Regions from separate parts of the Homo sapiens genome. Here all the other regions are linked to region 2. Evidence: chromatin contacts called from ENCODE Hi-C or POLR2A ChIA-PET data. All regions are on one chromosome and are shown on one strand. Each heading gives the region's core, a stretch centred on a gene start or an enhancer-like site at or near the end of the contact. The rest is flanking DNA. Distances are from core to core; before and after follow the strand shown.

Region 1 (6,356 bases), core at 109-2,608, 710 kb before region 2:
ATTTGAGTTAAAGGCACTTGAAAAATAGCAGATGCAAGAAGGGCACTCTTGATCATCCTTCTTTTTCTAAAAAACAGGAGATGAGGCCGGGCATGATGGCTCACATCCTATAATCCCAGCACTTTGGGTGAGAAGCCAAAGTGGGTGGATTGCTCGAGCCTGGGAATTCAAAACCAGCCTGGGCAACACGGCAAAACCCCATCTCTACAAAAAAAATACAATAATTGGCCGGGCGTGGTGACTCAGGCCTCTAATCCTAGCACTTCGGGAGGCTGAGGCAGGTGGATCACCTGAGGTCAAGATTTCGAGACCAGCCCAGCCAACATGGTGAAACCTCTCTCTACTAAAAATACAAAAAAAAATTAGCTGGGTGTGGTGGCATGCCCCTGTAGTCCCACCTACTAGGGGAGGCTGAGGCAGAAGAATCGCTTGAACCCAGGAGGCGGAGGTTGTAGCGAGCCAAGATCGCGCTACTGCACTCCAGCCTGGGCGACAGAGGGAGACTCCATCTCAAAAAAAAAAAAAAGTATTTAGATTTTGCCAGTTCTCAGGGTCTTCATTTCCTTATGAGGGCTTCCACGTCATGTAAAACTTGTATTAAATCTGTTTTTCTCCCCTTAATCTGTCTTATGCCAAATTAATTCTCAAGCCCAGCCAAAGACCCTAGGAGGGCAGAGGTAAAGTCCTGCTTCCCTTACAATGGCATCTGCTTAAAAGCTCCAAAAAATGTCTTGGCCTTTGTCACACTTCTGTGGACACAGTCAAGTCCTTTAAATCCTCTCAAGTCTCACGTTTGTAACCAAGCCAAGTAAATCCTGTCCTGCTCCCTAAGGAACACAGAAGGTCTGAGATGCCCTGCCTAGGCCGCGCCCAAAGGCCAGATGGGCTTCCCGAGGCCTGGCCGGGAGGGCCTCAGATGTCAGCTTGACTGACCCCCTCCTTCTCCCCAGAGGGACAGGGCCCGGGTAAGGGCTTGACCAAGGTCGCGACGCGAGACGGTGGCGGAGCCCGGCCCCAGCTAGATCCACGCACTCACAGTCCTCGCTGCCGCCCCCGCCCCAGGTCAAGGGGCGCCACTCGCCCCACTGCCCGCCTCGAGAGGGTTTTTTCCCAGGCCCCGCACCCTCACGCCGTGCGACCTGGACTCCCACGGCGGGACCCGGGCTCACACCTCTTCCTGCTGCGGGGCGGAGTCGCCGCCGCTCCGGGTCTTTGTCCCCGCCTCCGAGACCCCCGCGCGCCCCCAGCACTTCCGGCCGCGGGAGCCAAGGGTTCGTGCCGGGCAGCGTCTCCCGGGGCCAGGTCGCCTCCTGCCGGGACCCGGGCGCGCTGCAGCCGCGGAGCCGGGTGCCCCGCCCTCTTCCCGCCGGCGGCGGAGTCGCTGCCGCTCCGGGTTCCCGTCCCCGCCTCCGAGACCCCCGCGCGCCTCCTCCAGGCGAGCTGCGGGGCGGGAAGGGTCCGGCCACCGTGGGCCGCTGCCAGCCGCGGGGCTGCCGAGGGCCGCGGGCACGGGGCGCTGGCTCCGGGTCTGGCGGCCGCTGATGGGAGTCGGAGCCCGGGCGGGCGAGCGGCGGCGCGGCGGCCACCATGGGGAACAAGCAGACCATCTTCACCGAAGAGCAGCTAGACAACTACCAGGTGAGCTCGGCGCGCCCGGCCCCCAACACAGGCCCCGCCGCCCCGCCGCCCCTCCCTTTTCTCGGTCGCTGGCCGAGGCCTCCCGAGAGCCAGCTCTCCCAGGTTCAAACCCTGCCTCTGCCTTCAGCTCGACGCGTGACCTTGGGCCGGTGACTTCCCCTCGCCGTGCCTCAGTTTCCCCACCGGTGGAATAAGAGCTCTTTCCAGTTGGAAGAACCTCTCAGGCGCGCCTCTCTCCAGCTACTCTCGCCCTAGGCAGGACCCGAACCCCTCTCCAGCCACCCATTCCAGCGCCCATCTGGCCCGGAGAGGGAGTCAGTAAACTAGGCTGGACGGAGGACCGCCCTCCCCGCTCCCTGCCCCCCAGCCCCAGGAAGGAGCCCAGGAGAGCGAGTCTCTGTAAAGCAGAAATGAGAGCTGGCGTCCTGTCTGGTCTAGGAGTGGGGTGCATCAGTCCCCACATGCAGTCTTCCCTTGGGACTGTCTTGTTTATCGGCTGGGGTTCGCTCCTTCTGACCCCAGCATGGAGATAACTGGAGCAAGAACGCAAGCCCGGTAGCAGCCTTCCAGGGCCACCTCTCCCAGCTCCCTTAGGCCCTCAGTAGCCACCTCCTTAGACCTTTCTAGGTTTTCCTGCCTCCAGAGCCAGCTTTCCAGATCTGGAATCCCAATACCGTCCCACCCAGGTAAAAACTTCGCTGTGGTTGCAGGATGAAGCCCAACCCCTTGGCTTACCCGGAGCCCTGGCCAATTGCTCAGCTTATCTCTGCAGCCTCAGTCTCCCCAGGTCCCTTCCCTGCCCTCTGCATGGCAGCCGCCTTAAAACCATTTGCAGTTGCTCCAGCTCACCAGGCTCATTCCTCCCTCCCTCTCTCCCTCTGCCCATGCCATTTCCTGGGCCTGGATGCCTTTCCCCCCTCCAGAGGATCTCTTTCACCCTTCAAGTCCCACATCTGATGCCTCTCCCCTGACTCCCCAGGCGGAGGGGGCAGGATTGTGTTGTGGCCTGTGTAACTGGGCAGGAGGAACACCAACAGGGTCTCCATAGGCACTTGTTGCCTTCATCAGTGCTTACTTTGGCTGTGAAGGAAAGCAGGTGTGAAGTGTGGGTCCTCTGATGTGGGTGAAGGTAAAACAAAGGCCCCTTCTCCTCCTAGAAGCCCTAGTTGTCAGTAATGGATTTCTCAGCTCCCCAGGTGAGGCCCTGGGAAGGAAGAGGGGAGACGCATTTATGGAGCACCTGCTGTGTACCAGGCACAGTAATTGATGCCCTCTACGCATCAACTCACTTGATCATCACAGTGAGGTGGATTATTAGCCCATTTTACAGACGTGTAAACAGAGGCTGAGGAGCCATTCAGGGCTCACACAGGATTTCGAATCTTGACTCCTAGGCTCACTTCTTTAGTTGGGAGTGGGCTGGGCTGGGCCATGTGTGCTTTTTGTTCCCAAGGCACTCAGTCTCAGACACTCAGAGACAGACTCTCACCTCCAGTGTGTGGCCCTTGTGATAGAGGCAGGTGGTGGAGTGTGTTCTAGGGAAGGGCACTAGTGGGCAGTGGGAGGCCAGCAGGGAAGGGGGACAAAGTCCAGAAACGATACAGCACTTGAGCAGGCCTTGGGAAGATAGGTCGGGTTTTGCCCAGTGGGGCCCAGAGGAGGCATTCCAGGTGGAGGGGACAGCGTGGATAAAGGCTTGGGAGTGGGCAGGGGCAAGCAGGCAAGCCATGCTCAGAAGTGAGGAGTAGCTTCATGGGGGTGGGGAGCCCAGGTTCCCACTCCAACCAGCCTGGCATTGGGTTACTCATCGGAGCCAGTCCCAGTGTTATGTTCTGATTCTTTGCCAGAGCCTAGCTAGACCCTGCCAGGCGGGGTGGGAGAAATGAGAGCTGTGAAACCTGAGAGCCCCACATCTCCTACCCTCTGGCTCTCCAGCCAGCCATTGCCAGCCCGGGCTGAGTGGGGGTGAGCCTGAGTTACAGCACCCTCTCCCCTAAGTGACACCTAGGGTTTCTTGGGACCTCCCAGCCTGGTAGTCTAACCTTTCCTGGGCAGGGTGCACCCTCTTGGTTCCCGGTGCCGGTGATTCCCAACATTTAAGCTTCTGTCCAGAACACTCCTCTGCATTGTACGGCCATCCCCCAGACCCCTCAAACTCCAAAACAGGGGTCACAGCCTCTCCAACACCCACTGCTGCTCCTCCAGCCATTTCAACTCTCTGCTCTCCCTCAGCCCATGTTTTCAGTTAAGAACAAGGCCTGTGACTCAGCCTCTTTTGTGGGTCACCTGGAGGTCCCCTCCTCCATCACGACAGCCAGGGCCCTGGGCTAGGCCTGCTCAGTCTCCTGCAAACTGGAGGTCTGACTGCTCCCTCCTGCGCCCCTCCTGCCCATCCCCCTCCAGCCACCCGCCCTCTTAGTTCTCTCACTCTTCCTTCATCTCTTTCTTTCTCTTCCTTTTTTTTTTTTTTGAGACGGAGTCTCGCTCGCCCTGTCACCCAGGCTGGAGTGCAGTGGTGTGATCTCGGCTCACTGCAACCTCCGCATCCCAGCTCCGCCTCCCAGGTTCAAGCAATTTTCCCTGCCTCAGCCTCCCAAGTAGCTGGGATTACAGGCACCCACCACCATGCCCATCTAATTTTTGTATTTTTAGTAAAAACAGGGTTTTGCCATGTTGGCCAGGCTGGTCTCAAACTCCTGACCTCAGGTGATCCACCTGCCTTGGCCTCCCAGAGTGTTGGGATTACAGGTGTGAGCCACCGCGCCGGGCCTCCAGCCTCATTTCTTACTCCCTTTCCCTTTGCACCCAAAGTTTTAGGCACACTGAAGGGCTTCTAGCCAAGCCCTCCCTCACCTCTGGCCCTTGTTCTCCTGCTGCTCTCCCTGCTCCTTTGCTAACCTAGTCTGGCCCATCTTTCTGTCCAGGCCAGGCCTCACCTCTTTGGGACGGGCTCCCTGACTCTCTCTCCACCAATCCATTCAGCTGGGAGTACTCAGGGAGCCTGACACATATACATCCCCAGTCCCTTGTGTGGCCACAGAATGGTTTATACTGGGCACCTCACTGTTTACACTCCAGCTTCCTTCTTGTATGGCCTCTGTCCAGGCACAAAAGAGATGTTTGGAGGATGTTGTCAAATGAATGAACAAATATTTGTTAAGGCGTGGCTCCAGGAGAGCAAAGAACTCTAGACAAAGATTCTGAAGCCCTAGATTCAAGTCAGCTGGGTAGTTGATGCTGTGGGCCTTAGCAAGCCACTGTTCCCTTCTGGGCCTAAGTGTCTCCACCTCTAAAATGGGAACTACTAACCCAGCTGTGCTCATGTCACAGGGTTCTTGTGGGGATCAACTAAGATCACTGGAGACTGACCTTGAGCCGTGTGATGGTCCCCTGGGCAGTGCTGAGGCCTGAGCTGGCAGAGCTGGATGGAGAGCCATTTCCATTAGAGCTGGGAGGGCCCATGGCTCGGCTCCTGACAGCTGGCACAGGCAGACCAGGCATGTAGGAGATGGGAGGCAGGTGGGTTACCTGGAACAAGTCACCCTTGAGTTGAGCTTTGGAGAAAGGGTTTGGACAACCTGGAGAAAGAGGAGAGGGCACTCCAGTTGGGGAATAGGGTGAATATAGGCTCGGAGGCAGAACTCAAGCCTTAACTGGGAAAACGTCTGGGCTTCTACTGTAAAAGCCCAGCCTGTCCTGTTTTCTGCTGCCAATGTTCTGAGAGCCCATCACTCCTGGGTTAGGCCCCCTCTCTCCTTCCCTCCCTTCCACTCCTCATGACCCAGACCTGACCTTTGCCGGAAGACCTGTCCCTGTGTCCCTGTGTACTGTCAGGAACCAAGCAGTGATGGGGCACTTGCTCTCCAAAAGTGTAAGAAAGGGTTCCTTCAGACATAGGGCTGTAGCTCCCAGGGCAGCTGAGGGTGTAGTGGTGGGCAGGGTGTTTGGTGACTCCAGAGAAGGGAAAGACAGCAGAGCTACCGACTCTGGGGAGATGCCTTTGGGACCTGGGTGGTGGATGGAGCTGTTGTACTCTTTCCTATCAGCTGGGGCCTATAGACTTCCTGTACCTTATCTCATTTGCTCTTCACACTGTCCCCTTCAGAGAGGCCTATTTCCACTTTACAGATGCAGAAACTGAGGCTCAGAAAGGAGAATGACTTGCCTAAGGGTCTGAAGCTAGACTAGAATTTGACCCTGACTACCAAACCTTTTCCCCTGCCACACTTCTAGGCCACCCTGAGCCCTGAGAAGCTTTTAAGAACACCTGCCATATTCACTACCTGTGCACTGCCTCCTTGGGGTGAGTCCCAGGGAAACAAGTGAACAGAAGAAAAAGTGAAACATCAGTTGATGAGCAGGTTCATGGCAGTTTTGTCAGTGATGTTAAAACCAAGAAATAGGTGTTACTAAATGTTCAGAAAGAGAAGAAAGATTAAGACTAGGCAGGGACTCTGCAGCCACTGAAATAACGTAACTGCTGTGGAAGGCATAGATGGAAAAGTCTGGTCACTCATCCCACAAGCCTGTATTAAGCACCTGCTGTGTATAAGTATAGGAATACACAGCAGACGCAGGACATGGAGTGGCTGGTGTACAGTGGTCATGGCTCTGTTTGTAGTCATAGGCAGTGGCCAAGAAGCACAGAGGATCTTTTCTTGCCTCTGCTTCCTTGCCAGTGAGGGCCCCAAGGTCTACTCCCATTAAAAAGAAAAAAA
Region 2 (5,629 bases), core at 1,668-4,167:
ACAAACCACCACCAAAACGACAAACAAGGAAAGCAACAGTTGCAAAACATTAGCCTGATTTTACAAAGTAAAGTAGATGAAAGAATGAAAAGACACTTCTGTATTATGTATAACATCTCTGTGGATAATCTAATTTCAGTCAGATGGAATCCAGAATTGTGACCTACGGTTTTAATATTTCAAACTGCTGTGAGCAGTGTATCCAATGACTGTCTTTGGAAAAGAAAATGGTTATCTAATCCAAGTATTTGAAAAAAAGATTTGACACTTTCTTTGTTACATATATGGCAAGTAATGGAATGAAATCTCAAATTCATTAACTTGAAGTAACAGTACATGTACAAAAATATTAATTCTTTAAATTTTGATACTATATTTCTATTAAACATGCAAAGAAAACTGCACAAAGGGCATTAAGAAAAAAAAACCTTTGGAGGACAGCAAGCCTCTCTAAAGAAACATTTTTAAAAAGAATAAAAACAGGTTCTATGGACCTTCTCTCTCTATTTTTCACAAGCTTTTCTAATATTTCTTCTTTGATGGAACCAATGAATAACTGCCACTTATCACAAAATACCTTCTTTCAGATAGGTATTTTATATATTGCTTTCTTCTAAACAGATAGTTCTTCAAGCTGCTCAAGTCTTTCAGCTGCAACAATTTTTCTTATTTCTATTATACTGTATTTCTTCCATGGAGTACCATAAAGACCAATTTAATAAAGACAGTTTCCAAAAGGCAATATTACTCTATCTCAATCAGTATTTTAACATGATATTCTCTATTTTTTTCATTTAGTTCTACAATCTTTCCATACTTCAATAATTCCTAACACTACAGTTTCATTTGTCAGGGTGACCATATTATATTTTCTTCTATATTACATTAATATAGAAGATAGTGAACACTTCTTCTTTAATCAATTAATTCTTACTTCGGGCAGTCTACATGTTCCTAACCTATTAATAACCACAAAGACAATGTTTTGTCTTGCTTTTTCAGTCAACTACTGCAGCAATCGTGTGGTCTTTCAAAATATAAATCATACTTGATTTTAGGGTCTTAGATTCTTTTTTAAAAGTGACCACAGAAGATTAAAACATGTATTTTTTTTTACTGTAATATTTGGTTTAAAACATATTTTCTAATGAACCCTAACCCAAACAGCTATTTATTTATTTATCTATTTTTGAGACGGAGTCTCACTGTCGCCCAGGCTGGAGTGCAGTGGAGCGATCTTGGCTCACTGCAACCTCCGCCTCCCGGGTTCAAGCAATTCTCCTGCCTCAGCCTCCTGAGTAGCTGGGACTACAGGCGCACGCCACCACGCCCAGCTAATTTTTGTATTTTTAGTAGAGACGGGGTTTCACCATGCTGGCCAGGCTGGTCTCGAACTCCTGACCTCGTGATCTGCCCGCCTAGGCCTCCCAAAGTGCTGTGATTACAGGCGTGACCAAACAGCTTTTTAAAAAAACTATTATAGAATTAAAATAATCGCAGAGTCTGAGGCTAGATTAAGTACAATCCCAAAAGAAAAAGTACACAGGCCTTATTACTTCAAAAATTCTTGCAAGACAATACAGTTCTAGGTTCACTGATATATATACTAAAATTACTAACATTCAGATTTCACAAAGTAAGCTTCAAATAGATTGATTCCTTCAATACACAGACACACACCCTTCTAAGTATTGTGTTATCTGACAACAGAACCAAGGAATCAAAATTATTGAGTGTTTATTACCGCCTCACATATAGTTTATTAAAAATGAGCTACTGAAAACCAGAAAGTTCTTATTGACCTTTTGTCCTTTGTGAGCCAACTTTTTCCTGTTTAGAATCTGAGCTGAGTCTCATGACCCTTGCTTTATACTTTAAAACCACAAAGAACAGATACCATTTAAAAATCAGTGATGAATTAAATTACAAAGGAGGAAAATGTAATAAAATACAACTTTCAAAAATGTTACGTGTAAGCTACACATAAGAATTTTTAAGGCTGAAGAAGCTGTTCTCAGGCACAGGGCAAAACCTGTAGCCCAAAATCAACAGTCCTAATAATTTAAGATGTCAATTTTATCAGTTAAGGTAACCTCAAATTTGAGTACTTCAGTGTGATACTTTCATTCTGCTAAGATGAAAATGCCCCAGATTTTATGTAAAATATTCAGTCCCCTAAATAAAAAGTTATCTCCTTAAAAGAGAAGCTAGATTTCCTGTTGCATGTCAAGGCAGAGGGCACCACACTTCACCCAGCCAAGGCTGGACTTGAGTAGGGGTGCAGGTGTTGGCAATTCATCAGTCACACAAGCTATGTCGTCTTGCAAAGGTGCATAGAGATTTTTAACAAGGGCTTTCGAATTCTTTGAAGAAAACACAGACAATTTTGCTGGGGAGGAAATGCTCCATATTCCACGTGGAAGCAAACTCATAAATTCTGACTGCAGGTTGGTGTTCAGCACAACTTGGAATAATCTAACTTTTCACATAAAACACAATCCCCAAGCTGCAAGATAATGTCTCCGCGAATGGCACCAAGCACCACCTTTTCAAGCCCTCATCAGCACTGGAAGTGGGTCGGACACCCCCAAACCATCACCACCCCCCCACAGGAAGTGAGGGTGTCCCCCCTCCCCAGGACGGCCTTCCTCCCCTCCCCCAACCGGAAGTTGAGGCGCCCCCATTCAGCCGGCCTCCAACTGAGACAAACCAGTACCACCACCACCAAAAGAGGGGTGATCTTCAAGGGGTGAAGGGCATCTCGACTGGGGCCACCCCCAAGCTCGCCTTGCTTACTGACCTGCTGACGACAGGGGCAGGAAGGGGCCTAGGGCCAAAAGAAAGTCCCTTCCACAGAGGACAATTCCCTCAGCCCCTCTCAATCGCCTTCACTTCACGCACTCGTCGTCTCACAGCTGGACAAAAATTCTTCCGCAGCACTTTATTTTGGTGTCCTTTCCTTTTCTTTACCTAATCTCTTAACCACCTTTCCACAGGTAACTCCTCTTACCGCATAGCATTTACAATTGCTCCGGTGAGAAGAAAAATGAAATATTTTCCACGGTACCTTCACAAAAATGAAGGGATTATTTTGCCCCAATGCGGCGAAGGACTACGTGGTTACGCAAGGTGAGCCTTATTTTCGTGGAGGTTTCTGGGAGATGTAGTTTTTTTTTTTTTATTGCGAAGGCCCGCAGAAAGTAGAAGAACTGAAATTGGTCATGACTACATATTAGCGTCCTCGAAAACATATTCTGTATTCGATGACGGCTGACCTAGCGGGCCCCGACGCCCAAATGGGCCCAGACTCCCCTGGTCTTTTCCTCTGCGGCTTAATCGAACCCAAATTTTCCCTCACGCGGGCCCAAGGTCTCGGCAGCCCCGCCCCTTGTCTTAGCCCCGCCCTCCGCAGCCAATCAGGCACCCTTTAGGTCTCGTCCTCTGGAGGTTGGAAGGCAGAGAGGAGGGGCCTGGCGGTGACTCCTCCCGCTGGGGCTGAGGGAGACCTGGGAGACGACCGGGGCCCGTGAGCGCGCGCGTGCTCACGGCTCCAGGAGCGCGGCGAGCGGGCGAGGGCGCGCGCGGAGGGGCGGCGCGCGGGGCCGAGAGGAGGCGGGCAGGCTGGTGGGCTGGGCGGGCGGCGAGCGGCCGGGAGCGCGCGGTGGACTCGGCCGCGGCGAGTAGTTAGTTAGTTGTTGTTAGTCAGTGTCAGTTGCTCGGCGGCGGCGGCCGTGGTCACCAGGAAGGGGACGGGACGGACGGTGATGGTGGTCGCCGCGGCGGCGTGTGCGCCCCTCAGGTAACAGCGGCCCGGCTGTCCGCGTCCGCTCGGTTGTCTTCTACTCACGCGCCGTCTGTGGGACCAGGGTTGCCGCGGGTTGAGGGCGCTGACCCGGGGGAATCCGGGCGGGGCGGCGCGGGTTCTGGGTGGCGGCGCGGGTTCTGGGTGGCGCCGCCGCCGGGGCTCTGGCGGCCGGTGCGTCCCGCCCGGCGCGGGCTCTAGCTCCCCGGCCACCCCCGCGCCCCGCCGGTGCCGCGCGCCCCCTGCCGCCCCTGCCCCCTCCCTCGGCGGCGGCCCCGGGAGCGCGACGCCCCCCAGAGGAAGGAAAGTTGGGACCTGCCGCGAGGGACGCCCCCGGGCGCGGCTGGGAGGTTGCGGGGGAAAGTGAAGCCTGGAGGAGCTGGACGCGGGGAGGCCGGGGCAGGAGGGGCTTCTCTGGCTCCTGCCGGGTCCACACGGTCAGCCCGCTCCCGCACCCGGGAGCATCGGCGCAGCCTCGCCGGCAGCGTCGGGACGGAGCCGGGTGGCTCCCTGCCTGCTCCCTTCGCGCCGCGGCTGGGGAGCCCGCGAACGTGTGGGCTGGCGGGGTCGTTTGGGGGTTGTGAGTGGTTCGGCTGCTCAGTTTTTTTCTTTTCTGCCCTTTGACCCATCCGTTCTTGCAACTTTTCTTTCCTCCTTCGATGGGGACTTGCCGTCTGAACCGCGTCTGCCCCCTCCCCTCTCGTCGCATGCACCATCCGTCTGGGAGCTTGATTTCGTTTTTTCCTCCTTTGGCTACGTTAAAGATTGCTGAGAGCACCGGGAGAGACCCTCCTCCCCCGCCTGCCTCTGGCCTGTTAAATGTTACTTTTTGCGATTCGTTGTTTTTTAAAGATCCAAGTTCAGGAATTTGAGAGCTGTGGAATGGAGTTATTGGAAGGCTGACGTTGAGGGGGTAGTGATGAGTTAGAGGAAAACTATGATTTCATCTTTATTGGCCTTGCTATAGAAAACCTAATTGATTTTTTTTCTGCCTCTGTTGAATGTGGTAAGATCATACGTTGAATTAAATACTTAGAGACTTACATAAAAGACTATTTTTAGGTCATTGGATGATGTACGTGAACAGCTTTTCACCTGAATTGGGATTGCCTTGAGGATTCTGTTTTGGGGCCTACTTACTGATTTTTGTTCAGCCACAGCGTCTTTTTTTTTCCCCCGATAAATGAAGTGATGTAGTGATGTGTATAGTCAGAGAACCCATATTGCTCTCTGCAGTGTGGAAGTGAAAAACGTGAATTATCCACCGGGGTAAAACTTTCCATGAGCAATCTTGGATACTCACTTCATGATGGCTTCTCTCGTAATCTCAGAGCATTTCTAGATAGCTCAATTCACTGACGACCCTAATTACTTTCTGACTTGCCTGGGACTTCTCTTTGGTGACTTATTTAGTAAACTGTAATGGCAGATATGGTACATTTTCTTGGCTTCAAAGTTGAGGGTTATAGCCTCAGCCCAGAGATGAACAATGGAAGTAGAAGTCATAGCATTGCTAGTGAATTTTGGATATGACCAACTCACAAACTATGTGAAAAAACAAACATCCCCTTTTCATTGCTGTCGGGGGGGAAAGGGAAATATTTTATCATGTCTTTATTTTGGATTCTCTAACATGACTACATTATGTGGGAAAAAATGTCAAATTATTTTCTTTAAGGCTTTTTAATGTATGTTCCTTCTTTTCCCTCACTACCCCCCATCTCCTGTCCCAACTTAGAGGCTAAAATTTATGTGTGGCTGTGTTCTAGGGTTGGAAGAGAAGTGTTTTGGTGAAAGAAAAAGATAAGATCACTTTGAACTATTATG
Region 3 (6,008 bases), core at 1,178-3,677, 660 kb before region 2:
TACACCCTCCCCTGTCCTGTTGCCTCCCTGTACCATGGCAATACAGACCGGGTTCTCCCAGCTCTTCCCTTTCCCACAGTATTTCAAGGTCAGACCTCACCCTGACTGCCTACCCCACAAGCCAATTAGTCACAGCCCCTTTTACATACATGGTGAGGCCCAAATTGAACTTGGGACCCCTTGCTCCCGAGAGCAGCCCACTCCACTCCCGCAGCACCGCAGTGTCTGGCCTCCCTTGTCTGGGCCCGGTCTGACTGTTGGATTCCCCCTCTCCGAATCTGCTGACTGATGAGGAAGACATCGGTGTTAACTGCAAGATGATAATAATAACAGCTGATATGTGCTGAGTGCTTACTATGTGTGAGGCACCGTGCTAAGCACTTTCATATGCATTTCTCACGTAACCCTTTCAATAACAACAGCACGAGATAGCTACTTGTATTTATCAACCCTGTTTTATAAATGAAGAGACTGAGGCCCAGAGAGGTTAAATCACTTGCCCAAGGTCATGCCTCTGGTAAGTGGCAGAGCTAGGAGACACATCTGGTCAGTGTGAAGTCAGAGCCCAGTCCTTAACACTGTGCTGATTGTGCTCAAAGACAGGTGGAGAGGTCAGCCACACCTCTGATGGGCCCCAGGAAAGGAATGCTTGCGTGGTGCCACTTTAGGGCCTGCAGAGAGTCGGCAGGCTGGGTGAGGACCCAGAACCTGCCCTTCCTACCTGGGTGGCTCCAAACAGGCAGTCTAATTTGTGTCCCTGTCCAGCTCAGAAAGGTCAGTTTTCCACCTGGGTCTTTCAGTGTGTCTGTATAAAACATGCAAATCTATGAGGGTGAGATATTTGGTTTGGGCTTTCACAAATGTAGCTATGTAGCTATACACTTCCTTTTTCCTTTGAATAAAGTGAGCTCTTGTACTCACTATTCCCTCTCCCTGGAATGCTTCACCCACATTTCTGGTTGCCCCTGTCCCTCCCATCATCTGGGTTTGTGCTCCATGTCACAGGATCAGACCAGCCTCCTTGCCTGTCCTGGGGCAGCAGCCTGCTATCTGCCCCCCATCACTTCATCCTCTCACTTTGCTTTTTACTTATTTTTTATTCTTGTGGGAACATAGTAGGTGTATATATTTATGGGTTACATGAGATATTTTAATACAGGCATGCAATGCATAATAATCAAATCAGGGTAAGTAAGGTATCCATCACCTCAAGCATTTATCCTTTGTGTTACAAACAATCCTATTATACTTTTTTTTTTCTTTTTAGACAGAGTTTTGCTCTTGTTGCCCAGGCTGGAGTGCAATGGCGCAACCTCGGCTCACTGCAACCTCCACCTCCGGGGTTCAAGAGATTCTCTTGCTTCAGCCTCCCGAGTAGCTGGGATTACAGGCATGCACCACCACGCCCAGCTAATTTTGTATTTTTAGTAGAGACAGGGTTTCTTCATGTTGGTCAGGCTGGTCTCGAACTCCCGACCTCAGGTGATCCACCCACCTCGGCCTCCCAAACTGCTGGGATTACAGGCGTGAACCACCGCGTCTGTATTATACTCTTTTGGTTATTTTTAAACGTACAATTATATTATTTTTGACTGTAGTCACCCTGTTGTGCTAGCAAATACTTGGTCTTATTCATTCTTTCTCTTTGCTTTATTACAAAGCAATAGATTTGCCTTCTCAGGTTGTGAGTGTTCAAATAAGTTAGTCTATAAAGCACTGATAAATACTAGGTGCTATTTTAAGCGGTAATCATTTACATGTCATCACGGCATTTATACAACATAGCACACATTACTTTTATCTGCTTTCTTGTGTGTCACCTCCCTGCCTTACTAGAATATAACCTCCACGAGGGCAGGAGAATGATTGGTTTGTTCACTGCTGTATCCGCCAGGGCCTGGCATACAGAACCGTACCCGGCATTCAGAAGGCGCTCAATAAATATATGTTGAATTCAATAAATGAACTGAGGTCTGGAGAGGCAGGAAACGCTTTGGCTTTCATGAATTCTGCAAATATTTACTGAGCACCCACTCAGCACCAGGCAATAGGCTGTCTCATTTTTACAATATTAGCTTGAGACTCTGGCAGGAGGGAGATTTAAATATCAAGTTTTTAGAATAAGATACACAGTGTGAAATGCAGTTTTAAGCGGACACTCCGCTGGGTTTTGAGAGATGCACACTCCCATGTACCTACACTGCCATAAAGAAATAGACCATTGCTTCATCCGGCAGGGCGAGGACTTGGAGCCCAGGTGGCACGAAGGCAACTGACCCGCGGGGTGCTGGTCGCAGGACCCTGCCTCCGGGGGCTGAGGGGGCAACGGCCGGCGGGCGGGCGGGGGCGAGACTACAAGTCCCAGGGTGCTTTGCGCGCCCGCGGGCCGTGCGGAGCGAAGGGGCGGTGCGGAGGGGGTAGGGGGCGCAGCGGCCGCGGCGCGGAGGCGCAGGGCGCGGGCGCCTACGGTTGGCGCGCGGTAGCGATGCCGGGGGCCGGAGCCCGGGCGGAGGAGGGCGGCGGCGGCGGCGAGGGCGCGGCGCAGGGGGCGGCCGCGGAGCCCGGGGCGGGTCCGGCGCGGGAGCCAGCGCGGCTGTGTGGCTATCTGCAGAAGCTGTCGGGCAAGGGCCCCCTGCGTGGCTACCGCAGCCGCTGGTTCGTGTTCGACGCGCGCCGCTGCTACCTTTACTATTTCAAGAGTCCGCAGGACGCGCTGCCCCTCGGCCACTTGGACATCGCGGACGCCTGCTTCAGCTACCAGGGCCCCGACGAGGCGGCGGAGCCGGGCACGGAGCCGCCCGCGCACTTCCAGGTGCACAGCGCGGGAGCCGTCACGGTGCTCAAGGTGGGACCGCTCGCCCCAAAGCCGCCCGCGCGCTTCCGCCGGCGTCCCCTGCCTCCGCCACTGGCTTGCGCCATCCACCCTCCTTCCTCCAAGGCCTCCTCGCCCCTGCCCACGTCGGCCTGCCTTTCCCTGCTTCTCCACATCCCGCCCTCGTTCCTATCTCCTCCCCACTATCTGGGCTTAGGCCAGTCTCGCTGGGGCTACCAAGCCCCGTCTCCTTTCTCAGACACCTTGACCCATTATCTCCCTCTGCGCCTAACCTCGGGCCAGTCTCTGGTGTCTCCCGACCCCCACCATCCCGTGGATGTCCTGTGCAGCCTTCCCAGGCATCCGTGAGCGTAGGCTTCTACCCCTGGGGCCTCCTTTAGAACTTTGCCTATGGCCTTGGTACCTCAGTGAACCGCTCTGGGCTGCAGCGGCCTCCTCTGTAAAATGGGATAACAGTAGTATCTACCTCATGGGGTGTTGGGATTAAATGAATTATACTTTAAACTGCTCAGTAAATGTCAGTGCTTTTATTTATTTGTTTATTTATTCTTTTTGAGACAGGATCTTGTTCTGTTGTCCAGGCTGGAGTGCAGGGGTGCGATCTCGGCTCACTGCAGCCTCCATGCCTGGGCTCAAGAGATCCTCCCACCTCAGCCTCCCAAGTAGCTGGGACCACAGGTGCGGGCCACCACGCCTGGCTAATTAAATTTTTTTTTTTTTTTAAAGAAACGGGGGTCTCACTATGTTGCCCAGGCTAGTCTCGAACTCCTGGGCCGAAACCATCCTCCCCATCCAGCTTCCCAAAGTGCTGGGATGCCAGGCGTGAGCCAGAGTGCATTTAGCACTGTAGACAGAAAGAGTCAGATGGCAGGGCCCTTAGAGACAGTCCACTACATTTTCCTCCAGAGTGGACGGGGATGCTCCAGCTAAGGTCACACAGCCAGTAGGTGGCAGATCCTGTGTTCTTCCTCCTTGCTTTGTCCAGGATGGGTGGGAGGGGGTCTTTTCAGCCAGTTATGCCTTGCTCCTTTGAGGCTCCCTTAATCCTCCAGTGGACAGACAAAATGAGAGATACAGTGTAGAAGCAGGAGAGTAGAGTCAGGAGTCCTGGTGCTGAAAGGCCTCCCCTGTCCTTGGGAGTTCTGGGGGACTAGACTGTCACCTCCTAGGGGCCCACCTGCTTTGAGCATCTGGAGGGATCTGGGCCCAGGCCTGGAGCTGGGTATCCTTTTTCCAGGCTTTGCTCCCTGCCTGGTTTCTGTGAGTCTCCACCCTCACTCTCACTCCTCTTCCGTATTCCAGGTTGGGCTTTCTCCAGAGCAACAGGGTTGGGCTGGGATGTATGAAAGTGCTCTCAAAGCTGGCCACACGGAGAGCAGACTAGGCAAACTCCTGGCCTTGTGAGCTGAGGACTGTTCCTCAGACCCCCAGAGCTGCTAACAGCTGGAGCTGCTCCCTGGAGATGTTCTTAGAGCTTTGCTGACTCAGCTTTTGCCAGTTCAAGCAGGATCTGATTCCCATGTTCTCTTGGGCTCCCCTGTCCTGTCTGTAAGTGGGTGCAGACAGCCTGTTTCCCCAAAGAAAACCAACTCGGGTTGCAGTCCTACACAGGCTTACTTAGAGAGTGCCTGTATAAACTTGGTAATGACCCTAGTGGGAGACCTTTGCCAAAGGCAGAGGCTCTTCCTCAGTGTACATACGGGCTGTCCCTGTGTCGGACGAATTTCCTGTGGGATGTTTGTTAAAGAAAATAGAGCATCGTGTTTCACATTTTTCCCAGATGACTGTAGAACTCTATCAGTTTTTTTCATTAAAATAATCTGAATCTCCTGTAATCCCAGCACTTTGGGAGGCCGAGACGGGTGGATCACGAGGTCAGGAGCTCGAGACCATCCTGGCTAACACGGTGACACCCCATGTCTATTAAATATACAAAAAATTAGCCAGGCATGGTGGCGGGTGCCTGTAGTCCCAGTTATTCGGGAGGCTGAGGCAGGAGAATGGCGTGAACCCGGGAGGAAGAGCTTGCAGTGAGCAGAGATCGCGCCACTGCACTCAGCCTGGGTGACAGAGTGAGACTCCATCTCAAAAAAAATTAAAAAAAAAATAATAAATAAGAATCTACATAAGCAGGGTTACAAGGCGCATTGTCAGAAGTGTGGCTTTAAACTTCGATGGACTTGAACTTGAAGCAGGAGTCTGCTGCTCACACATATTGGACAAATTACACCAGTTCCCTGCTCCAGTTTCCTCTTTGGTCTAGTGGGAATCATACCTTCCTCATTAGGTGGCTGTGAGGATTCTGGAGAATGTTATGGAAAATGGCTGGCGCATTTTCCATAGTGGTATGGAAAATAGTAGGCACTACATGGCATATGAAACATCAAGCAGTGTCTTTGGCCAAATATGTAGTGTATTCATATAGTGGAATATTATGCAGTAGTAAACAAAGGTACTAGAGCTATAGGTGTCAACGTGGATTACTCTCACAAACAATAAAATTGAACAAGAAGTAAGTTACACACTGATTGTGTTCAGAATGATACCACTTATAGAAAGGTTAGGAAGATCATGTGAAACAGTACTACAGATCATAAGGATGTATGCTCTTTCGCGAGGGGAAGAGCTTTATGGGGCTGATGAGCTCTGGTTTCCAGGTAGTGGTTGCCTGTGATGGGAAGAGGGAGGATGTGATTGGGAATGGGTGCCTCAGGGCTTCTCCTGTTTTGCAGTGTTTTATTTCTTGGACTGGGTCATAGGTATATCAGTGTTTGTCCTATTATGCTATCCATCTTTTTGTAGGTTCAGAATATTTCTTTTTTTAAAGAAAGGAAATACATTTTCCTTTGGGTTACTGACAATGGAGGAATATTTTGACATGTAAAATTAAATTGGTCACAGAATAAGATAGTACCGAGTGTTGGCTGTATACAACAATGGGAATGGAAATCAGGCAAGGCTTTCTGGAAGAAGGGAGGAGAAGGCCGGGCGTGGTGGCTCATGCCTGTAATCCCAGCACTTTGGGAGGCCGAGGCGAGTGGATCACTTGAGGTCAGGAGTTCGAGACCAGCCTGGCCAATATGGTGAAACCCCATCTCTACTAAAAATACAAAAATTGGCTGGGCATGGTGGCGCACGCTGTAGTCCCAGCTGCTCGCGAGGCTGAGGCAGGAGA
Region 4 (5,811 bases), core at 3,244-5,743, 730 kb before region 2:
TAGAGACAGGGTTTCTCCATGTTGGCCCGGCTGGTCTCAAACTCCTGACCTCAGGTGATCCACCTGCCTTGGACACCCAAAGTGCTGGGATTACAGGCATGAGCCACCACACCCGGCTGCATTAAATTTTTTAAAAAGTAACTTTTTCTCCTGCTAGATACATGAGCAAAGACACATTTGTTATATCCTATCTTGATGTTTTTTTCTGGGGTCTGAACCTTTGCTGAAATATTTATTGGTAACAACCAACAGCCAAGAAAGGTATGAATGAATTTTATTCTCTAATCTTCTGGTATCTATAGTCATGACTCTGCATTGAAAATAAGACTGGGCCAAATCCAAAAGAATGCCAAAACCATTGGCCAAAATGTTAATCCTAGGGCATGATTCATCCACCAGCGAGTGGGCTATTGGAAGGGAGGCCATTTAAAGGCTACTTTGTGACAAGAAAATTGACATGTGTCCTTTCTCCTCTCCCTGAACAAAAAAGAAGGAAAAGACATTCACACAAAACTCATGTCCTTGTGACAGAAGACCCAACCAACCAGGCTGTGCAACAAAGTGAGACCCTGTCTCTACAAAATTAGCCAGGTATGGTGGTGCACACCAATGGTCTCAGCTACATGGGAGGCTAAGTCGGCTTGAGCTCAGGACTGCTTGAGCCCAGGAGCTTGAGGCTTCTGTGAGCTATGATTATGCCACTGCACTCCAGCCTAGGTAATGGACAAAAAAAAGAAAAAAAGAAAGAAAGAATGAAAAAGACCCGACTCAAACAACTGATTTTAAAATGTAAACCCATCCTACCTGCATATGCTGGGGGCAGCAATGTAAACCCAGGAGTGTAAGGATTTGTGTTTTGTTCACTGTTGTATCTAGTGTCTAGAACAGTCCCTGGCTCATAGAAGGTATTCAATAATTTAAAAAAAAACAAAACAACAATCAAACAAAACTGAGTCCAGCCTCAGTCACATCTCTATCTGAAGAGTTTCCAAGCCAACAAGTAGCCTTAATACTTGCAATGATCTTCTTTAAGGACCAGTCTTTTCCATGTTTGTCATCTCTCTTGCATGATCTTAGAATAAAGCAGTACTGCACCTAAGTCATCACAATGACCCAGAACTTTAAGTAAAATAAAATTTTCCAAAGCACCATTTAAAGGTTACTTCGTGACAAGCAGAGCATAAAAGTGACATGAGGCCGGATGCGGTGGCTCACGCCTGTAATCCCAGCACTTTGGGAGGCTGAGGCAGGCAAATCACCTGAGGTCAGGAGTTCAAGACCAGCCTGACTAACATGGAGAAACCCTGTCTCTACTAAAAATACAAAATTAGCCAGGCGTGGTGGCACATGCCTGTAATCCCAGCTATTCAGGAGGCTGAGGGAGGAGAATCACTTGAACCCAGGAGGCAGAGGTTGCGGTGAGCCAAGATCGCGCCATTGCACTCTAGCCTGGGTGACAAGAGCAAAACTCCATCTCAAAAAAAAAAAAAAAAAAAAGGCCGGGCGCAGTGCCTCACGCTTGTAATCCCAGCACTTTGGGAGGCTGAGGCCGGTGGATCACCTGAGGTCAGGGTTCAAGACCAGCCTGGCCAACATGGTGAAACCCTGTCTCTAATAAAAATACAAAAATCAGCTGGGTGTGATGGTGGGTGCCTGTAATCCCAGCTACTTGGGAGGCTCAGGCAGGAGAATCGCTTGAACCCAGGAGGTGGAGGTTGCAGTGAGCCAAGATCTCACCATTCCACTCCAGCCTGGGCAACAGGAGCAAAACTCTGTCTCAAAAAAAAAAAAAAAAAAAAAAAAAATTGACATGAGTCCTTTCTCCTCTCCCAGCCCAAAAAAGAGGGAAAAGACATTCACACAAAACTAGCTTATGTCTCTGTGACAGAAGACCTGACCAATCAGCCTAGACAACAGAGTGAGACCCTACCTCTACAAAAAAAATTTTAAATGTTAGCCAGGTATGGTGGCACACACCAGTAGTCCCAGCTTCATGGAAGGCTGAGATGGCAGGACTTCTACTTTATAGAATACTCATATGCATATATATATATATATCTCACATCATTTTATTTATATAAAACCTGTAGAGATAGGCATTATTGGCACTTTTCAGATGAGGAAACTGAGGCCAGGTTCATGAAGCCTGGACCAAAACCCTGAACTTTGGACTTCAGGTCGTGGGCCATCTTAATCCACAACTCATTTCCTTTTTAACTTAAAAACATGTAAATAGTGTTGTACATGGGTTCTGAGATGGGTTTTAAAAAAAAAATCTTTTTTTTTTTTGAGACAGAGTCTTGCTGTTACCCAGGTAGGAGCATGATCTCCTCTCACCGCAGCCTCCACCTCCTGGGTTCAAGTGACTCTCCTGCCTCAGCCTCCCGAGTAGCTGGGATTACAGGCGTGCGCCACCACGCCCAGCAAATTTTTGTATTTTTAGTAGAGATGGGGTTTCGCCATGTTGGCCAGGCTGGTCTTGAACTCCCGACCTCAAGTGATCCGCCCACTTTGGCCTCCCAAAGTGCTAGAATTACAGGCATGAGCCACCATGCCTGGCCACAACCTGAAATGGAAACTCAACAGAGGAACTGTCCTGATTGAAACCGGCATCCAGCTCAGCACCTCCACCATCCTGGGGTCAGCCTCTGAGCCACCTTCTGCTCCAATCCCTAAAGTGAGAAGCTGGCCCAGAAGTCAAATGACTCTGCCAAAGGTCACACAGGGAGTGCATGTCAGAGAACCTCATCTTCTGACTCCACAACCCAACACTTTCTGAATACCTACTATGAGGGTTTTTTCATGCAGATCACACTAAAGGCAAAACAGATTTACCAGCACAATCATTATCAAGTGTTGCTTTAGTGCCTCACTGTGAAGGCAAATGTACCTACCAAAGATGAATTGGGTGTTAAATGTAAGTTCAGAGATTAAAGGACTGAGTTCAGTTTTCACAGTGACACAGAAGTTGCTTTACTTTTAGGAGCAAATGTGACATAAGAGTTATCATCACAAGCAAATCTGGGTCTGAAGAGGGTGACAAAGTAGAATCTAGTTATTGAACAAAAAAACCAGTTAATGATGCCCATGAAAACCACTGTCTGTTGGAGACAGATAAACATATTGATAAGAAAGCTTCAGATTTTTGTTTTCCTTCTGTACATACCAAGTGCTTTCACATACATTATTTTATTTAATACTCAAACAATTCTGTGATGTAAGTATAGATATTCACAGATGGGCATATTAAGGCTTAGAGATGTTTAGTAATTTGCTTAGGGTCACACAGCCAATCAGTGGCATTGCTAGGATTTAAATCTGAGACTCCTAAATTCCAGTACAGAGATCTTTTCCTTAAATAACAGTGCATCTCTGGACCTCTCTTTAAACCGAAAAAATGGGAGAAAAGTAGTATCAAACTTACAGAAAAACGTTAAATTGTTTATAGATTTCTAGGGGACCACCCTTTCATAGCAACAGGAGACTTGAGGCCTGATGGCCTGTACCATCATTTGCTATGTGACCTTGGGAAATGGGAACCAAGACACCTAGGTTCCTCTCCCTGCTCTGACACCGACCTCCTGTGTGACCTTGAGCAAATTCTTCTTCAGGCACAGGTTAGTTCCACTGAGAAGCTACGGAACTGCATAGATGATCTGAAACCCTTTCCAGCTCTGGCATCTGAGCTGTCAAGGAGAGCTAAAGCGCTCCAGATTGCAGGATTCCCACCAATGAAAGGTAAAAGGAAGGCTCTGCTGGTCTCTCTCTCCGAAGGTTCAGACGGTAATTCCGAGGTGTAAGATGCCCTATCCTATGAAGGGGAAATAGCTACAAGAGCACTAGAGGTCTGACTGGGAAGAGCGCCAAAGGGAAAACAATCTGATAGGGAAAAGGGCCCCCGGATTCTCTCACCTGGGAAAACCTCCCAAGCTCAACGCCAGTGCCCGTGGCACCTGCGGTTCCCCGGCCAAGGGCCGCGCAGACAGCGGATGAGAGGTGTGGGCAGTGCTGAGGGGATCAGTCCCGCAGCAGGGCCGCAGCCGGGGAAGCGGCCCGGATGGCGGAGCCGGGACAGAGGCTCCCGTGACCTTCCCGGGCTCGGCGCGAAGCCTGGGCTCTGGCCTGGGCGGATGCGGGTGACGGCAGCCGGGTCTCGGCAGGAGCAGGGCCGGCGCCCCCCCGCCTTGACCTTGACGCCGTCCCCGCCTCTGCGCTGCTGACCCGGCCCGGGGCGGCCCATACACTGCGAGCCGGCCACGGAGCGCGGGGCACGGGCGACCAGGACCGGCTCCCAAGCTGTCCCCGCGGGCAGCCACCGCCTCCCTGTCTGGCCCACGCGCCCGCCCACACCCGGCACGCGACCGGCTCTCCTGCCAGCCCTCGCGGCCTGCCTGCCTGCCACACGCCGGCCTGCCAGCGCTCACCTTAGAGATCCACGCGGGCCCAGCCATCGCTTCCCCTCCTGGCTCCGCAGCAACAGCCGCAGCGGCAGTGCGCAAGCGCCCACCCCACGCTCGGAGCCCGCCCCTGCACGGCCACGCCCCCTGAACGCCCCGCCCCCTAGACCGCCTCAGGATTGCTTCGCGCTCGCTCGCTGCCCCGCCCCTGGACATTCCGCTGGCGAATCGCCGGGCTCGTCTCTCTGTGACTGGCCTGGCTGAGCGCCAGGCGAACCCGGAAACTGAGGGGCCGGCATCTCCGGGAAAGCTTCTTCCTCCCCTCCCTGGTTCATTGACTCGCTGTTAAGGTAAGACGTTTGTTCCACACCTACTAGGTGCTGATTAATGTTCTAGGATCTTGGGGATATAGCGCTCCTCATAGAATTTACAATCCCGTGGAGAAAGACACATAATTTTCTTATTCCACAAATTTTGATTTTTTTTTTTTTTTTGAGACCGGGTCTCACTCTGTCGCCCAGGCTGGAGTGCAGTAGCGCGAACAGGTTCACTACAAAGCCTCGACCTCCTGGGATCAAGTAATTACTAAGCCCAGCCCAACTTTGTTTTTTCTTTTCTTTTTCTTTTTTTTTTTTTTTTTTTTTCTCCGTAGAGATGGGGCCTCGCTATGTTGCTCAGGCTGGTCTGGAACTCCAGAGTTCAAGCGATCTGCTTGCCCCAGGCTCACAAAGTGAGCCACTGCGACTGGCCGAATTTTATTTTTTACCAGCTTTATTGAGGTATAATGTATATATAGTAACATTTACTCACTGTAAGTGTACAGTTTGATGATTTTTAGTAAATGTAAACAGTTGCACAACCATCACCACAATCCAGTTTTTGAGCATATGAAAATGTTCCTTGTGTCCGTTTATAGTCAATCCCGCTCCTGTCCTCAATCCCAGGCAACTACTAATCTGTCTATTTAGCTCAACAAATATTTCTGAGGGTCAACTAGACACCAGGCACTGTTTTAAGTGCTGGGGCTTAGTGTCCAGTAGGAAAGACAGGCTTCAATCAAGTGTCACACACATGTCATTAAAACTGTTGCGCCAAGAAGCAAAAGAGCAAGGAGCTATGGCAAGGCAAAATCAGGCAACCTGATTCAAACCTAACCTGGAGGTCAGGGAATGCTTCTCTGAAGAAATAACATCCATACTCACCTTTCCCCTTGTCCTCTCCCTGTCCATCACAAACTCCTGAGTTCCTGCTGATGGCCAGGCCTCTAGCTGGGTGCCAGGGGAGGTCAGGTGTTTAAACCAGGTCTCTGCTACCCTACCCTGGGAAGAGTTCTATCCAGAGAGGAGCTGCCTACCCACCCAGAGAGGTGATGAGTGCAGTAGAGAAGTGATCCCAAGAGCTTTTATGACCTAAA

What was found. Hi-C counts contacts between places; a loop is a spot of excess contacts on that map. ChIA-PET counts read pairs that join two places held with the same protein, here RNA polymerase II (POLR2A). Pooled maps may share reads with other maps.
Region 1: a loop to region 2 is called in a pooled map, with 4 times the contacts of the local background. The contact joins the promoter of CIB2 here to the promoter of HMG20A in region 2. A Hi-C loop is called at or near these places in 2 of 168 maps with a recorded cell type or tissue (CD4-positive, alpha-beta T cell and naive thymus-derived CD4-positive, alpha-beta T cell) and 7 of 50 pooled maps.
Region 3: a map of ascending aorta shows a loop between it and region 2 (4-fold over the local background). The contact joins the promoter of TBC1D2B here to the promoter of HMG20A in region 2. A Hi-C loop is called at or near these places in 1 of 168 maps with a recorded cell type or tissue (ascending aorta), 3 of 37 single-sample maps with no recorded cell type and 9 of 50 pooled maps. POLR2A ChIA-PET finds 5 or more read pairs at or near these places in 2 of 52 experiments (A673 and BJ).
Region 4: a map of B cell shows a loop between it and region 2 (8-fold over the local background). The contact joins the promoter of IDH3A here to the promoter of HMG20A in region 2. A Hi-C loop is called at or near these places in 3 of 168 maps with a recorded cell type or tissue (B cell, CD4-positive, alpha-beta T cell and naive thymus-derived CD4-positive, alpha-beta T cell) and 7 of 50 pooled maps.

What each region holds. Positions count from the first base shown.
Region 1 is chr15:78,126,447-78,132,802 of GRCh38, reverse strand. CIB2 (calcium and integrin binding family member 2) reads left to right here and starts at 1,358. Exons shown (of 6, transcript NM_006383.4): 1 at 1,358-1,638. The coding sequence starts at 1,588. RefSeq lists a silencer at 1,134-1,653.
Region 2 is chr15:77,418,176-77,423,804 of GRCh38, reverse strand. HMG20A (high mobility group 20A) reads right to left here and starts at 2,917. Exons shown (of 10, transcript NM_001304504.2): 1 at 2,801-2,917. PEAK1 (pseudopodium enriched atypical kinase 1) reads left to right here and starts at 3,701. Exons shown (of 10, transcript NM_001385026.1): 1 at 3,701-3,799. RefSeq lists enhancers at 2,416-2,465, 2,856-2,905 and silencers at 3,356-3,675, 3,926-4,095, 4,106-4,315.
Region 3 is chr15:78,074,130-78,080,137 of GRCh38, reverse strand. It overlaps TBC1D2B (TBC1 domain family member 2B), which reads left to right and starts at 2,427. Exons shown (of 13, transcript NM_144572.2): 1 at 2,427-2,845. The coding sequence starts at 2,486. RefSeq lists silencers at 2,142-2,191, 2,342-2,551, 2,752-2,951.
Region 4 is chr15:78,148,044-78,153,854 of GRCh38, reverse strand. It overlaps IDH3A (isocitrate dehydrogenase (NAD(+)) 3 catalytic subunit alpha), which reads right to left and starts at 4,493. Exons shown (of 11, transcript NM_005530.3): 1 at 4,425-4,493. The coding sequence starts at 4,451. It overlaps LOC124903534 (a long non-coding RNA gene), which reads left to right and starts at 4,636. Exons shown (of 2, transcript XR_007064725.1): 1 at 4,636-4,747. RefSeq lists a silencer at 3,954-4,533.